2 separate regions of the Homo sapiens genome follow, and region 1 is linked to region 2. A link is a loop called in an ENCODE intact Hi-C map of the cell type or tissue named here. Cell type or tissue: endothelial cell of umbilical vein. All regions are shown on one strand.

Region 1 (8,000 bases), 300 kb before region 2:
TCTCGGACGTATCTCTACAAAATGAAACAAGATCAAACTATCTTCACAGAAAACAGTTCCTAAGAGAACTTTTTTTTTTTTTTTTGTGACGGAGTTTTGCTCTTGTTGCCCAGGCTGGAGTGCAGTGGCGTGATCTCAGCTCACTGCAATCTCAGCTCACTGCAATCTCTGCCTCCCAGGTTCAAGGGATTCTCCTGCCTCAGGCTCTCTAGTGGCTGGGATTACAGGTGCCTGCCACCACGCCCGGCTAATTTTTTGTATTTTTAGTAGAGACAGGGTTTCACCATGTTGGCCAGGCTGGTCTTGAACTCCTGACCTCAGGTGATCTGCCCACCTCGGCCTCTTAAAGTGCTTGGATTACAGGTGTGAGCCACCACACCAGGCCCAAGAACTTCCTTATATTCCTTTGCTGATGCCCAGAAGAGGCCAGAAGGGCAAACAGGGATCTGACACAGGAGGCAGAATTCTTTTTTTCCTGTTGCCAGGACATGAGACAAGTAGCAGGGAATGAGAGGAAGCTGCACAATTACTTGCGGGTGTTCTCGTTCTTGAGCAGAGACTTGGCCTGCTGCTCACTGATGATGGTGGCCTTCACCTGGGGGGGGTTCATGTGCACGTTCAGCTTCCCGCCCACCAGCAGGCGCACAGTGGCTGCAAACTTGGTCTGGGTCTTCAGGACCTGAGGAGGCTGCTTCTCAATGATGAACGTGCTGCAGGGGACACAGGGACAGATGCATGATGAGGGGCTGGTGCAGGGGAAAGGGCTCTCAGTCCCTCTGTGGTGGGGGTGGGGCTGCCTCCCGAGGGGCTCAGGAGGTGAAGAGCTCGGGCACAGCCTCTGTTCCTGGGGAAGCCGTGAGAGTCCAGGGAGAGGATGGAGAGGGGAGTGAGATAACACAGAAGCTGGCATGGGCTGCAGCCCAAGGGCATCTCTTGCAGTGTCCACAGGAGAAACTGGGCAAGGGCCACAGCAACTGGAGATGGAGTTGGGAGGGATGAGAGGCAGGAAGTGGATCTGCTGGTCTGGAAGGCACCTGCGGCTCCCCCCACGCAGGCAGGAGCTGCCCCAAGCTCCTGGGCATGGCAAACAGGCAGCAGTCACCTGGTCACCAGGGCTGAGATAATGTCCGTGATGGTGGCGTTGACCTCGGCCAGCATCTCCTCCACTGGGCCGGGGATGGGCAGCTGCTGGCAGAGGTGCTCAGCCCTGCGGATCTGCTGCCGGTTCTGCCAGATGATCTCGGCCAACTTCTCACACCTGCACGAGAGCCCCAAGGCCAACAGGAGGACAATGGCTCCTCCGCACAGACGCCAGGCCCCAAGACACAGCTCCCGTTCCCCCAGGAAGGCTCTGTGCTTTCGCCACACTTCCCACCCATGGGAAGAGCAGAGCTCCCTGCCTCCCAGAATTAGAGACGTACACAGGAGGGGCGACCCTGACTAGGCCCAAACAGCCCAAGCATCACCCCACACACCCGAACCCTGTCCCATCTCCAGGACAGCAGCCCCCTTCCTGGGGGAGGTGCACAGGATGGGGGCCAAAGTCTGATTGAGGAACCAGGCTCCCTGGAGAAACAAGAGCTGTCCCAGGATGGAGGGGGCCTGCTGCAGGAGCCAGCACAGGACGCAGAAGCAGCCGGGATCCCCACCAGCCCCTCCTGCCCTGCCCGCTGGCCGCCCCACACCATTACCAGGACTGTAGCACGTCCAGGCTGCCCTCGGGGGGCCCGCCGTTCCCGGCCAGCTGCTGCCGCCGCTTCCACTGGATCAGCTCGTCATCCAGGATGATGGTCTGCTGCTTCCGCAGCAGCTGCAGGGTCTTCTGGTGCTTCTCGGCCAGCTCCTGAGGGAAGGGAGGAGAGCAGCCCCTTCTGGGCTCCCAGAGAACACCGCAGGGCCTCGCTGGGAAATGGCAGGGCAGGGCCCAGGCCGTTCCCTCTCCCCAAGCTGCTCTGCCTCGCAAGGCCCCCAGGAAAAAAGGCCTCCTGCCCTCCCAGGTTCTGCTCTCATGCTGGTCCCAGCCCTCCCTCGGGTCCCCAGAGACTGACTTCATGGCACCCACGCCCAGGAGAGGCCCAGGACCCCACTCACCACGCGGTACTGCTGCAGTGTCTGTGCCTCACGCTGCAACCAGGCCTCCAGAGACACCTGCTTCTGCTGGAGGGCCGTCTCCCGGCTCAGACGCTCCTGGGGGCTCAGCTGGGCCAGCGGGCCAAACTGAGCTAGAGGAGGGGAGAGGAAACCATGACCATCACCTCCCAGTGTCCAACAGGAGGCCCAGAGAAGCCCACTCACCCGTTCTGGAGCGAGACCCTCCTGGGCTCAGATACTGCATTAAGGGCAAGTCGGGGTTCCTGACAGCCAGGGGGGCCAAGATGAATGGGTGCCCCAGGAGGCGCCTCTGGGCCCTGCTCGCCAGCCTCCTGACTCTGAGCCGTCCCCTCTGGGGGCACACGGGTGCTGGGGCAGCTGGGGAGGAGGCCTGCCTGCCTCCTGCCCGCCTGCCTCACAGGGCTGCCAGCCCTCTTCTCGCGGCCCAGCATGGGTCCAGGCTGTCTGGGGTGTAAGTGTGCCCATGCCCTTGACTGCAGGTGAACCTGGGCAAATCGCTTTCCTTTCCTGTGCCTTGGCTTCCCCACGTGTAAAACGGGAGATTCTCGGCACCTGCCTCAGTGGGGTGCATTAAGATTAAATACATGAGGACATGGAAGATGCCAGAAAGCTGCCTGACATGGGTGAGCTCTGTGTGAGGTTCGTGCTTCTTGGTTAACGGGGAACAGGACAGAGAGAAGAGGTGACAGAGACAAGCAGCTGCTCGGCCCCATCCCTCCCGCAGCAAGGCCTCTTCAGGGAAACCCAGCCCCGGCGGCTCTGTCTAGTCCCTGAGCACAGCAATCCCTCCTCAGGGGAGGATGAGATTCTTGAGAGGCTGGAAGGGGCCCAGCATGTTTGTCCAGGTGAGCTCACTGTGAACCCAGCCAACCAACCAGGGAACACGGACAGACAGACAGACCGCAGAGGGAGAGCATGTCCAGGGCCACTGGGGATGCAGAGCCACCAAGATTCTCTCAGGAAAGGGAGGCCGAAGGGAGGCGGCTTCCCTCCACACCATCTGTGAGGAGTCTCATTGATGGCGGGACAGGGAGTAAGTTAGGCCTCATTACCTTTTAAAAATTATTATGAAATAGGTAAGACACAGGGAACGTGGAACACAGGAGCACCTGTGTATCAATAACCCAGGCTAAGAAAGTAAACATGTCCACAGTTACAACCACCACCGCAGGCCCACCCCACCCTCCCAGCGACAGCCCGTCTCCACCACACTGGGACTATTAATCCCTTCCCATCACCTTCTCAACAGCCCAGAGTCCTTGCTTGAGCTGAGTCAGAAGATGCGCGCACCAGCATGTCTTGGTCGAGCTCCTGGCTGGCCCCTGAGGGCCACGTCACTCTGACCCCAGCCCTGACCCATGGGATGCACAAGCTGGGACAGACAAAAGCAACTCTATGTAGCCAGGAACAGCCCAGAGCTAGAACTCAGAAATATGGCTCCAATCTCACTGCAGGTATCGAGCAGGAAGAGGATCATCCAGGGACGGACAGATCCAAGGTATCTGCACGGCTACCTCAGGAATCCTGCCCAGCCACAGGGAGGGTGGTGGTGATCCCAACACCTGGGCCCAGCCTTCCTATGCAAGGGACCCACTTAGGGCTCTCCTGGAAATTTGCAGAAGCTTTTGGGAAGGAGGCCAGGGAGACGGGAAGCAATTTCCCTACTCCACTGGAGGCAGCTGAGCCTTCCCTGGCAAAAGCAGATCAATAGTCTGTGTTTCTGCTGAGTGAACTTGACAAATGGGACTGAGAAGACACTGCGTGATAGATCCAAACCCAACCTGAATCCAAACCTAATCCGCCACCATGCACAGGAAACAGAAAAGCCAGGCACGGGATCAGAAATACTGTTGACAGTCTAAGGACTTGGGTAGGAATAGCCATCCCAAATCTTCCGTTTCCATTCTCTGAAGGAGCTGCCCTTCTTCTAGGGCCAGTCTAGGATGGATTCAGATAAAAAAGGAAGACAGGCTAGAATCATCCTGTCAACCTTTACTCAATAACTGTTATGTTTCAGGCATTGTGCTGGCCTCAGGGTACAGAGATAAAAGATATAGTCCCTTCTCAAAGATTTATATTCCAGTGGAGAAGATAAAGAGTAAATAAGTAGTATCACTATAGACATAAAATGGAACCTACATACATGGAATTAGAGGAGCATGTGCTGTGTGTGTGTGTGTGTGCTGTGTGTCTATGTGTGTGTGGTGTGTATGTGTGGTGTGTGTGTGTGCTATGTGTGGTGTGTGTGTGCTGTGTGTGGTGTGGTGTGTGTGTGCTGTGTGTGGTGTGGTGTGTGTGGTGTGGTGTGTGTGTGCTGTGTGTCTGTGTGTGTGCTGTGTGTGGTGTGTGTGTGCTGTGTGTGTGCACTGTGTGTCTCTGTGTGCTGTGGGGGGTGTGTGTGCTGTGTGTGTGTGTGCTGTGTGTGTGATGTGTGTGGTGTGTGTGTGTGCTGTGTTGTCTGTGTGTGCTGTGTGTGTGTGTGTTTGGAGGGGCTGGGTGGTTGAGCCAAGGCTTCTCTGAGACTGAGCTGGGCATGGAAGCAGAGAGGAAACTATTAAAGCTCAAACTGCCAAACTGCTACAGGGTCAAAAGGGGGCGCTGGTGGGGCTCCACAGCCTCACCACAGACTGAAGCTCTCTGTGCCCCAACTACTAAGCAGGATTTATACCAGGCTAGGGAAGCTCTGTCCATAAGGGCTACCTAAGGGGCGTTAAGTGTACTCTGTTTCAGGAAGACCTCTGTGAATAACTGCATAGAACATTAGAAATCATATACAGGTCCTTAGTACTTACACGTACCTGCTTAGAAAGGTTTCTTTTCCCCCTTAGAGATAGGGTCTTACTATGTTGCCTAAGCTAGTCTGAAACTACTGGCCTCAAGTGATCCTCCTGCCCTGGCCTCCCAAAGCACCAGGATTACAGGTGTGCAAAACCACTCCCAGCTTAGAATTTTTTTTTTTTTTTTTTGAGACAGAATTTTGCTCTTTTTGTCCAGGCTGGAGTGCAATGGTGAGATCTCGGCTCCCTGCAACCTCCGCCTCCCGGGTTCAAGAGATTCTCTTGCCTCAGCCTCCCAAGTAGCTGGGATTACATGCATGCGCCACTGGGATGCCCAGCTAATTTTGTATTTTTAGTAGAGACGGGGTTTCACCATGTTGGCCAGGCTGGTCTCGAACTCCTGACCTCAGGTGATCCGCCTGCCTCAGCCTCCCAAAGTGCTGGGATTACAGGTGTGAGCCACCGTGCCCAGCCAGAAAAATTTTTAAACATGTAATTATATAATTTCCTATTTATCATTTCAATAAAGCTCCACTTATAATATGCCTACTATATACAAAAGTATTGTTTGCTAGTATTTATTTAGACTGTGAGCTCCTTCTCAAAAGAAGAAATGTCTTCCCTGGCAGCTCAGAAGCTCCCTGGATGTGGGGACCTGAGTGAGATATGCACTTAAGCGGGGGGTCCTGTCATCTCCCCTTCCTAAATCTCATCCTCTCAGCACTGTCTTCAATGCAAATAAGTCCCTGCTACTCAGAGAAAGGTCGCTGCCTCCGAATGGAAAGTGTGCTTTCTCCCAACCCCACCAGAGCTGCTTTCCAGTCCCCAGGCCCAATCCTCAAGTTGCACAATGTGCCTCCACCGCGCCTCACCTTGGATCCTCAGGCTCTCCTGGTACTGGATGATGAAGTACTCCTGAGTCTGCTGCAGCTTTTTTAACTCATTCTCTGTGTCCTGCGTGACCAGTCGCAGCTCCTCAAACGTCTGGTTGATCTGGAGGTGTTTCTGGGACATGGCATCAGCAAGGCTTCCAGCTGGAGAGCTACCCTGGGAACATATGGGGGGCAGTGCAAGGCAGTGCGAATGGGAGGAAGACTGAGGCCTTAATCCCCAGGAAAAGCCAGCTCCTACAACCAGGGTAAGACCCCAAAAGGTAAATTTTGAGTCGGGAGGAAAAGCAAACGTCATCATGAGACACAGGGTGGAGTGGGAAAAGTGAGAAACAGGTGAGCGGACAGATCATGGCTCAGATCACAAAGCATGGGAGAAGCTTCCATTTCAGATCTGACCTCCACCAGAGTATTCCAAACGAGGTCCATTGAATTACCTTTGGAGAAACTAGAACGTAACCTGGTCCAGTGTCACCTGGGTTTTCCTACTAATGAGGAGGTGGAGTGATTCCTCTTCCACTCACTGACCCAATGCAAGGACGGCATTAAGCATTAGGGAGGCCATGGGGAGCAGGGCCATGTGAACACACATCATCTGTGTCCTCACTCAAGATATTCTCGTGATGGAATCATTTGCTTCCACCATGGAAGAGGCCAAACCTCTTGCAGGCATCCTGGAGACCCCAGGGTGAAGTGATGGGGGAGGCATAAACAAGGTCTCTGTGGACCCAGCCCTGTAAGTGACCTGATCAGACCACTCCTTCCACACCTGATTCAGGGGCTAGGGAAAAGTCTTTCCTAAGTATTCTCACCTGAATATGAGCATGCCTTTACTAAAAAATTATTCAGCTGAGGTTGAATTACTTTGCACTTGTTCACATTGTCTTGTGGTTGCAATCTCATCAAGGTTATAAATCAGTTAAGATCAGAGACCACATCTTCTATTTCATTTTTTTTTTTTTGAGACAGGGTCTCACTCCATCACCCATGAGTGCAGGGGTGCGATCATGGCTCACTGCAGCCTCTACCTCCTGGGCTCAAGGGATCTTCCCACTTCAGGTTTTCGAACAGCCAGGACTACAGGCATATGCCACCATGCCCAGCTAATTTTTTTGTATTTTTGGTAGAGACGGGGTTTCATCATGTTGCCCAGGGTGCTCTCGAACTCCTGGGCTCAGGCAATCTGCCTGCCTCAGCCTCCCAAAGTGCTGGGCTGCACTCAGTCAAGTCTCCTATTTCTTTTGTGCCCCTTAGGATGAAGCTCTCTTTAAAGAGACACCAATAGTGCACCCTGAGTCACCTTGACAAAGGTGGGTCCAGAGGGAGGTGGGTAAGAAAAGACTTCCCGACTGCCCTCCCCATCCCTATGGGACACTCACATTGTTGGCTTCTCGGACCAACCTCTGTTCATTGTACAATATATGGCGGATGCAGCGGACCAGCTCCATGGGGCAGCGGTCATACGTGTTCTGAAAGAATCCAACAGCAGACATCACTTTGTGCCACTCCACACTATGGGCCCTAACCATGCCTCAGGATGGGGAGCCTCCTGAGGGACCTCCTGAATCACAGGAGGCACTGTTCCTCCAATACCAACAGGAACAAGAAGGCACATCATGGAAATCCAATTGCAGTGAAAAGGTAAGATTGTTTTACTTCTTTTTTCTTTTTTTGAGACTGAGTCTCACTCTGTTGCCCAGGCTGGAGTGCAGTGGCACAACCTCGGGCCACTGCAACCTCTGCCTCCTGGGTTCAAGTAATTCTCCTGCCTTAGCCCCCCGAGTAGCTGGGATTACAGGGGCCCGCCACCACGCCTGGCTAATTTTTGTCTTTTTAGTAGAGATGGGGTTCCACCATGTTGGCCAGGCTGGTCTCGAACTCCTGACCTCAGGTGATCCACCTGCCTTAGCCTCCCAAAGTGCTGTTTTACTTTTTGCATCTTAATTTGCCTAAAGTATCCGGGGAACATTCTTAAAAACGGAATAAATAAGTTTTAAAAGCCTCGCAAGAGGAGAAACTGGATGCCACTCTCAAATGGGCAATCAAAACTACTACCACCAATGAGGGGACGAGGGACACTGCCCCCCTCTGGATGTGATACCCGAGAAGGACAAGTCACCTACAATTGTCCCTTGGCATCTGTGGGGGCTGGTTCCAGGACCCACTTGGATACCAAAATCTGCAGATGCTCAAGTTCCTTATATAAAATGGCATCGTTTTG
Region 2 (8,000 bases):
TCCTATGTTGAATAAAGTATGTTTGACTTCCCCGGAGAAGCTGCCTGTCACTGTGCCCACAGCCCCTGCGTCGCTCCAGGCTCAGCCATCTTGAGCCCCTGTGGACCCCTGACCTTCGCCTCCCTCCTCCAGCATTGCTGCTTTTCCTTCTATCAAAGGCCACAGCTTCAGTAGGCCTGGCTGGGCAGTTGGTTTGGGAAATTCTCACCTTGTCCCAAGTTTCCCAGGCGCCTTCCCACTCACAGGATCCAAGTCAGCTCTGCAGACACTACCTGTGGGAAGAGGGGACTGGGCAGCCCATCTTCGTCTCCCGTTTACTCATTGCACATCCAGACAGCATGGGGGCAGAGGGGCACTGGGTATCTCCCCACGCGCCTCTCCCTCTTCTCCAAGTGTGCCCTCCAGGGCCCAGTGGCCTGGCTATGTTGAGCCCTGATACCCCGGCCTTAGTGTAAGTGGAGGCTCCACACAGGTTCCTCAGGGCAGCTGGGGAATGTGAGGTGCTGGGATTGGCAGGCGGCAGGGTGGAGAGCAGGCAGACCGTCCAGGGTGGCAGGCTGGGCAGGAGGCCCCCTCCCCACTGCCTAGTGAGGCACTGCATTCTCGGTACCCTCCCTCTTCACTCCTCCCTCCAGGGGCCTCCAGGGCAGGGGCTGCCCAGGAATGTGACCTGGGCCCCAGACAGGTGAAGGGGCCACAACCCCCTGTTCATTCCATGTTCCAGCCTAACCTAAAGCCCTTCCTCCTCCCTAACAGTGCTACCTGTCCCTGGTGTCGGCCCTGAGAGGCCCACCCCACCCAGCTCCTCAAAGATAAGGTCCCGAGTGGAAACTCTGGTCATTGAGGTCTCAGCTTCTGCTCAGTGGGAAGGGAAGGCCTCATAAGAATAGATATTTGGAATCATTGGATTCGAATTGAGAGTCCAGGAATAAATCCTAACATTTATGGTCACTTGATTTTTGATAAAGGGGTCAAGATAATTCAATGAGGAAAGATCTCTCTTTTTCAACAAATGACACTGGTACAATGGGGTTTCCACATGCAAAGAAACAAATTTGGGCCACTATCCCCACCATATGCAAAAATTACCTCAAAGTGGATTCCAGACCTAAAATGTAAGTGAAAACGATAAAACTCTTAGGGGAAACCATAGGAGTACATCTTCCTAACCTTGAGTTAGCCAGTGATTTCTAGATATGACACTCAAAGCACAAGTGATAAAAAATAAAAAAAAACACATAGATAAGTTAGCCTTCAGCAAAATTAAAAGCTTTTGTGCTTCGCCGGGCACGGTGGCTCACACCTGTAATCCCAGCACTTTGGGAGGCCGAGGCAGGCGGATCACCTGAGGTCAGGAGTTCAAGACCAGCCTGGCCAACATGGAGAAACCCCGTCTCTACTAAAAATACAAACAATTAGCTGAGTGTGGTGGCGCATGCCTGTAATCCCAGCAACTTGGGAGGCTGAGGCAGGAGAATCGCTTGAACCCGGGAGGCAGAGGTTGCAGTGAACCGAGGTCGTGCCACTGTACTCCAGCCTGGGCGACGAGTGAAACTCCATCTCAAAAGAAAAAAAAAGGGTTTGTGCTTCAAAGATCAGAATCTAGAAACTGAAAAGACAACCCTCATAGAAGAAAATATTTGTAGATCATATATCTGATAAAGGACTTGTATCTAGGATATATAAGTAACTCTTACACCCAATAATAAAAACAACTCAGTTTTTTTAAATGGGCAAAGGGGTTGAATAGGCATTTCTCCAAGTAAGCAATATGAATGGCCAATAAACCCATGAAAAGATGCTCAACACCATTAGTCATTACAGAAATGCAAATGAAAACCACAATGAGATACCACATCACACCCACTAAAAAGGCAATAAGAAAATTACAAGTGTTGGGCCGGGCGCGGTGGCTCATGCCTGTAATCCTAGCACTTTGGGAGGCCGAGGCGGGTGGATCACGAGGTCAGGAGATCGAGACCATCCTGGCTAACACGGTGAAACCCCGTCTCTACCAAAAATACAAAAAATTAGCCGGCCATGGTGGCGGGTGCCTATAGTCCCAGCTACTCGGGAGGCTGAGGCAGGAGAATGGCGTGAACCTGGGAGGCGGAGCTTGCAGTGAGCCGAGATTGCGCCACTGCACTCCAGCCTGGGCAACAGAGCAAGACTCCATCTCAAAAAAAATGAGAAAATTACAAGTGTTGGCAAGGAGAAATTGGAACCCAATTCACTGCTGGTGGGAATGTAAAATGGTGCAGCTGCTTTGGAAAGCAGTCTGGCAGTTCCTCAACATATTAAACAGAATTGGCTGGGCACAGTGGCTCATGCCTGTAATCCGAGCACTTTGGGAAGCCGAGGTGGGTGGATCATGAGGTCAGGAGATCAAGGCCAGCCTGGCCAAGATGATGAAACTCCGTCTCTACTAAAAATACAAAAATTAGCCAGGCGCAGTGGCAGGTGCCTGTAATCCCAGCTACTCAGGAGGCTGAGGCGGGAGAATCTCTTGAACCCGGGCGGCAGAGGTTGCAGTGAGCTGAGATCGCACCACTGCACTCCAGCCTGGATGACAGAGTGAGACTCTGTCTCAAAAAAAAATATTAAACAGAATTAACGTAAGACCCAGCAATTCCACTTTCTTATCTACCCCAAGAAAAATGAAATCATACCCACAAAAACTTGCACAGAAATGTTCATGGAAGTATTATTCATAATAGCCCCAAAATGGAAACAGCCCGATGTCCACCAGCTGATAAATGGATCCATAAAAGGTGGGATGGGCATGATGAATATTATTCTACAATTAACAAGAATGAGGTACTGATGCATGCTACAACATGAATGGACCTCAAAAACCAGCCACAGAAGACCAACAATTTATGATTCCGTGTATCTGGAATGTCTAGAATAGACAAACCCATAGACACAGATTTGGTGGATACCAGGAGCTGGCTGCCAGATGGGGCTGGGGAGAGAGTTATGATGGGGAGTGACTCCCAAGGAGTATGGAGTTTCTTTTTGAATGATGAAAATGTAAAGTTAGGCTGCTGATGGCTGCACAATTATGTGAATATACTAAAACCCATTGAATTGTACACTTTACATTGGTAAATTTTTTTTTGAGATGGAGTCTTGCTCTGTTGCCCAGGCTGGAGTACAGTGGCACAATCTTGGCTCACTGCAACCTCTGCCTCCCAAGTTCAAAGGATTCTCCCACCTCAGCCTCCTGAGTAGCCAGGATTACAGGCACGCACCACCACACCTGGCTAATTTTTTTTTTTCCTGAGATGGAGTTTCACTCTTGTTGCCCAGGCTGGAGTGCAATGGCACGATCTTCACTCACTGCAACCTCTGCCTCCCGGGTTCAAGCGATTCTCCTGCCTCAGCCTCCTGAGTAGTTGGGATTATTGGCATGGGGCACCACACCCTAATTTTTGTATTTTTAGTAGAGACGGGGTTTGGCCATGTTGGCCAGGCTGGTCTCGAACTCCTGACCTCACGTGATCTGCCCGCCTTGGCCTTCCAAAGTGCTGGGATTACAGGCGTGGGCCACCGCGCCCAGCCTTACATTAGTAAATTTTATGGCATATAATCTGAATAAAGTGGGAGTGGCCTAGGACTTCCTTGGGAAGAAATTCCTCCCATGTCTCTCTGATGAACTGGGAGGAAGCAGGGCCAGTGAGTCCTTGGCTAGACTGAGTTCTCAGAATCTAGTGGCCTTGGGCTCCTTCCAGCTAAAGATGGGCTGACCAAGACTGAGCTGTGGAGTGTGCAGGAAGTCCCAGAGCCCTGTGGTAGGGGGTGGGGAACAGGATGGCTGCATCCACTTGTTCCTGGGGGTTTTTTTCTTTGTTTTTGTTTTGTTTTGCTTGGTTTTGTTTTGTTTGAGACGGAGTTTTGCTCTTGTTGCCCAGGCTGGAGTCCAACGGTGCGACCTTGGCTCACTGCAACCTCTGCCTTCCGGGGTTCAAGCGATTCTCTTGCCTCAGCCTCCCAAGTTGCTGGGACTACAGGCGCCTGCCACCACGCCTGGCTAATTTCTTGTATTTTTAGTAGAGATGAGATTTCGCCATGTTGGCCAGGCTGGTCTGTAACTCCTGACCTCAAGTGATCCACCCACCTTGGCCTCCCAAGTGCTGGGATTACAGGCGTGAGCCACTGTGCCTGGCCATTTGCTTCTGTTTTTTTTTTGTTGTTGTTTGTCTGTTTTTTGTTTTTTGTTTTTTTGAGACAGAGTCTCGCTCTGACACCCAGTCTGGAGTGCAGTGGCGCAATATCAGCTCACTGCAAGCTCCGCCTCCCGGGTTCACGCCATTCTCCTGCCTCAGCCTCCTGAGTAGCTGGGACTACAGGCGCCCGCCACCATGCCTGGCTAATTTTTTGTATTTTTAGTAGAGACGGGGTTTCACCGTGTTAGCCAGGATGGTCTCAATCTCCTGACCTCGTGATCCGCCCGCCTTGGCCTCCCAAAGTGCTGGGATTGCAGGCATGAGCCACCGCGCCCGGCTGCTCCTGTTTTTAAGAGATGTGCCTTTACCCTGATCCCCCTCTTGTGGAACCCCAGGACCCCAGACATCTGTCTGATGAGTCTGTGCCCTGGTCCAGGAAATGCCCCTCATCTTGAGGTCCTAGAACCAGTGTGGGAGAGGGTGGCCTTGGCATGCTTGGCCTGGGGAGTCCCAAGCTTTGTAGAGATAGGGGACAAGTCTATCACCACCTTCACTGGATGGGACTATACTTCTTTCTGCCCCAGGAACCTTGGGTAGAGGGGGCATTGGACCTCAAAGCCAGCTGGCAGCCTCAGCATTTCAGATCAAAGTGGCCTGCCTCTTCAACGTCTCAGCCTACCCAAGGCATGTCCTAGGTGTAGGCTGCTCTCTGGTGGCCAGATAGGGAAGGACTCATTCATCCTTTGGCAAGGTGGGCTGCGATCTGAGCTGGGCTGTGTGATAGGCAGGCAACTGGATTAGACGGGCAGAGACAAAGCAATCCTGGGGTATTCTGGAGCACATAAGCAGAGGGGTAGGCTAGCCAGGAGCAAAAGATGAGATGGGCTGGAGAGCACGCAGAGAGCCCAGCCAACTTGCTTCACACACACTACTGGAAAAGTAATGAGTTGTGTCACAACTCAGGCTGGGCGCAGTGGCTCATGCCTGCAATACTAGCACTTTGGGAGGCCAAGGCGGGTGGATCACCTGAGGTCAGGAGTTCAAGACCAGCCTGGCGAAACCCCGTCTCTACTAAAAATACAAAAATTAGCCAGGCAAAACCCCGTCTCTACTAAAAATACAAAAATTAGCCAGCCAATGCATGACAGTAGTCCCAGCTAGTCTGGAGGCTGAGACAGGAGATGGCACCACTGCACTCCAGCCATGGGGGACAGAGCCAGACTCCATCTCAAAAAAAAAAAAAAAAAGGCGATCAAACAGTACTAAAGGCCCTATTATCAAATAAATAAATAAATAAATAAATAAAGGCTTTCACTCACAGTGTGACTCTCCCCCTCCCTCCCACAACCACTGTTTACAGAGCCTTAAAAAAAAAGCAAACAAACAGATGATAATGTGTTATCTTGCTCTGTCACTCTGTGGCCTGGCCTGCAGTGCTGTGGTGCCATCTGGACTCACTGCAGCCTCGACCTCCCAGGCTCAAGCGATCCTCCCCTCTCAACCTCCCTAGTAGCCGAGACCACAGGTGCATGCCACCATGCCGGGCTAATCTTTGTATTTTTTGTAGAGAAGGGGTTTTGCCATGTTGCCTAGGCTGGTCTCGGACTCCTAGATTCAAGTGATCCGCCTGCCTCAACCTCCTAGGATCAGGGGCCACCGCAACGGGCTAGACTTTTTTTTTTTTTTAAGTCAGGGTCTTGCTTTGTTGCTGCCGAGACCAGCTGGGTCAGAGAGACCCTAACCCAGCGGCGCTAGAGGAATTAAAGACACACATACAGAAATATAGAGGTGTGAAGTGGGAAATCAGGGGTCTCACAGCCTTCAGAGCTGAGATCCCTGAACAGAGATTTACCCACATATTTATTAACAGCAAGCCAGTCATTAGCATTGTTTCTACAGATATTAAATTAACTAAAAGTATCCTTTGTGGGAAACGAAGAGATGGGCAATTAAAGGAATAGGTTGGGCTAGTTAACTGCAGCAGGAGCATGTCCTTAAGGCACAGATCGTTCATGCTATTGTTTATGGCTTAAGAATGCCTTTAAGCAGTTTTCCACCCTGGGCAGGCCACGTGTTCCTTGCCCTCATTCTGGTAAACTGACAGCCTTCCAGCGTGGGCGTTATGTTCATCATGAACATGTCACAGTGCTGCAGAGATTTTGTTTATGGCCAGTTTTGGGGCCGGTTTATGGCCAGATTTTGCGGGGCTTGTTCCCAACAGTTGCCTGGCTTGGAGTGCAGTGGTGTGATCATGGCTCACTGCAGCCTCAAACCCCTGGGCTCAAGCCATCCTCCCACCTCAGCCTACTGAGGAGCTAGCTGGGACCACAAACACAGGCCTCTGTGCCCAGATGATTTTTGTAGAGACAGGGTTTTTCCATGTTACCCAGGCTGGTCTCAAACTCCTGGACTCAAGTGTTCCACCTGCCTCAGCCTCCCTAAGTGCTGTGACTACAGGTGTGAGCCACCACATCTAGCACACCTAGTGCAGTCCTTCTAGAGACTGGGCCACTCCCAGCCCCGGAGCAACCTTACTTAAGCCCTCCCCGATCAGATAGGCAGCCTGACAAGTTGCATTTCCTGGGGAAGAGCAGCAAGAACCCTGCTCTGGGAGTCAGGAGTTCCCGATTCTAGCCCAGAGCTGCTTTCCTTACTAGTTATTGATCTTGCCCAACTCACTTCCTGTCTCTGGCTCTGTTTCCCAATCTGTAAAATTGTTACTGGAAAGGGGTCCCAATCTAGACCCAAAGAAAGGTGAGGAGAGCAAAAATCACCCCCCCCAAGACAAAAAGTTCTTATCTGAGCAATTTAGATAAGGAGCAATCCGCCAGGCGCAGTGGCTCACACCTGTAATCCCAGCACTTTGGGAGGCCGAGGCGGGTGGATCACGAGGTTAGGAGATCGAGACCATCCTGGCTAACATGGTGAAACCTCGTCTCTACTAAAAATACAAAAAATTAGCTGGGCGTGGTGGCGGGGCACCTGTAGTCCCAGCTACTCGGGAGGCTGAGGCAGGAGAATGGCATGAACCCGGGAGGCGGAGCTTGCAGTGAGCAGAGATCGAACCACTGCACTCCAGCCTGGGTGATAGAGCAAGACTCCGTCTCAAAAAAAAAAAAAAAAAGGAGCAATCCAAGGAGCAAAGACCACCTGTTGACCATCAAACAGGCCATCTGGAGGCGAAACTCCTTGCCTGGGGAATTTAGAAGTAATAAAGGCCAGGCATGGTGAATCACACACACTTTGTGAGCACTTTGGGAGCCAAGGCAGGTGGATCACTTGAGGTCAACAGTTAGAGACCAGCCTGGCCAACATGATGAAACACCCTCCCTGCAAAAATTAGCCGGGCATGATGGTGCATGCCTGTAATCCCAGCTACTCAGGAGACTAAGACAGGAGAATTGGTTGAACCAGCAGGCAGAGGTTGCAGTGAGCTGAGATCAGGCCACTGCACTCCAGCTTGGGCGACAGAGGGAGACTCTGTCTCAAAAGAAAAAACAAACAAAAAAAACTTCCCTAGTATTTAAAGTCGGCATCTGATTCCAAGCCTCTTTCAACTTTTATAAGTAACTAAAATGTCTATACATTCTTTTTAAAAAAAAAAAAAAATTCAACAAACACTTATTTCTCACACTTCTGGAGGCTAGGAAGTCCAAGATCAAGGTGCTTATAGATTCAGTGTCTGGTGGGGGCTCACTTCCTGCTTTATGAGCTATGCCTTCTCACTGTGGTTTCACATGGTAGAAAGGGGTAGGGCTTTCTCTCTGGCCTCCCTTACAAAGGCACCAACCCCATTCCTGAGGGCTCTGCCCTCACAACGTAAAATTTCTG

Evidence for each region. Hi-C counts contacts between places; a loop is a spot of excess contacts. Peaks named below come from ENCODE experiments on the same cell type or tissue, not always from the same donor. Only the 100,000 strongest peaks of a DNase experiment are listed, where the experiment ranks them.
Region 1: a loop joins it to region 2, with 12 times the contacts of the local background. A loop is called at or near these places in 8 of 110 quality-filtered maps.

What each region holds. Positions count from the first base shown.
Region 1 is chr17:42,217,621-42,225,620 of GRCh38, forward strand. It overlaps STAT5B (signal transducer and activator of transcription 5B), which reads right to left. Exons shown (of 19, transcript NM_012448.4): 4 at 7,159-7,248; 5 at 5,762-5,936; 6 at 2,092-2,222; 7 at 1,692-1,843; 8 at 1,103-1,258; 9 at 531-710. Among named protein-coding and RNA genes, the nearest start is that of GHDC, 27 kb to the left of the region's middle. In endothelial cell of umbilical vein, a CTCF peak has its summit at 4,699 (motif pointing right); a DNase peak (open chromatin) is centred at 4,731.
Region 2 is chr17:42,522,544-42,530,543 of GRCh38, forward strand. It overlaps ATP6V0A1 (ATPase H+ transporting V0 subunit a1), which reads left to right. Exons shown (of 22, transcript NM_001130021.3): 22 at 1-36. Among named protein-coding and RNA genes, the nearest start is that of NAGLU, 9.7 kb to the right of the region's middle. In endothelial cell of umbilical vein, a CTCF peak has its summit at 4,883 (motif pointing left); DNase peaks (open chromatin) are centred at 3,738 and 4,878; H3K27ac peaks cover 1,500 bases.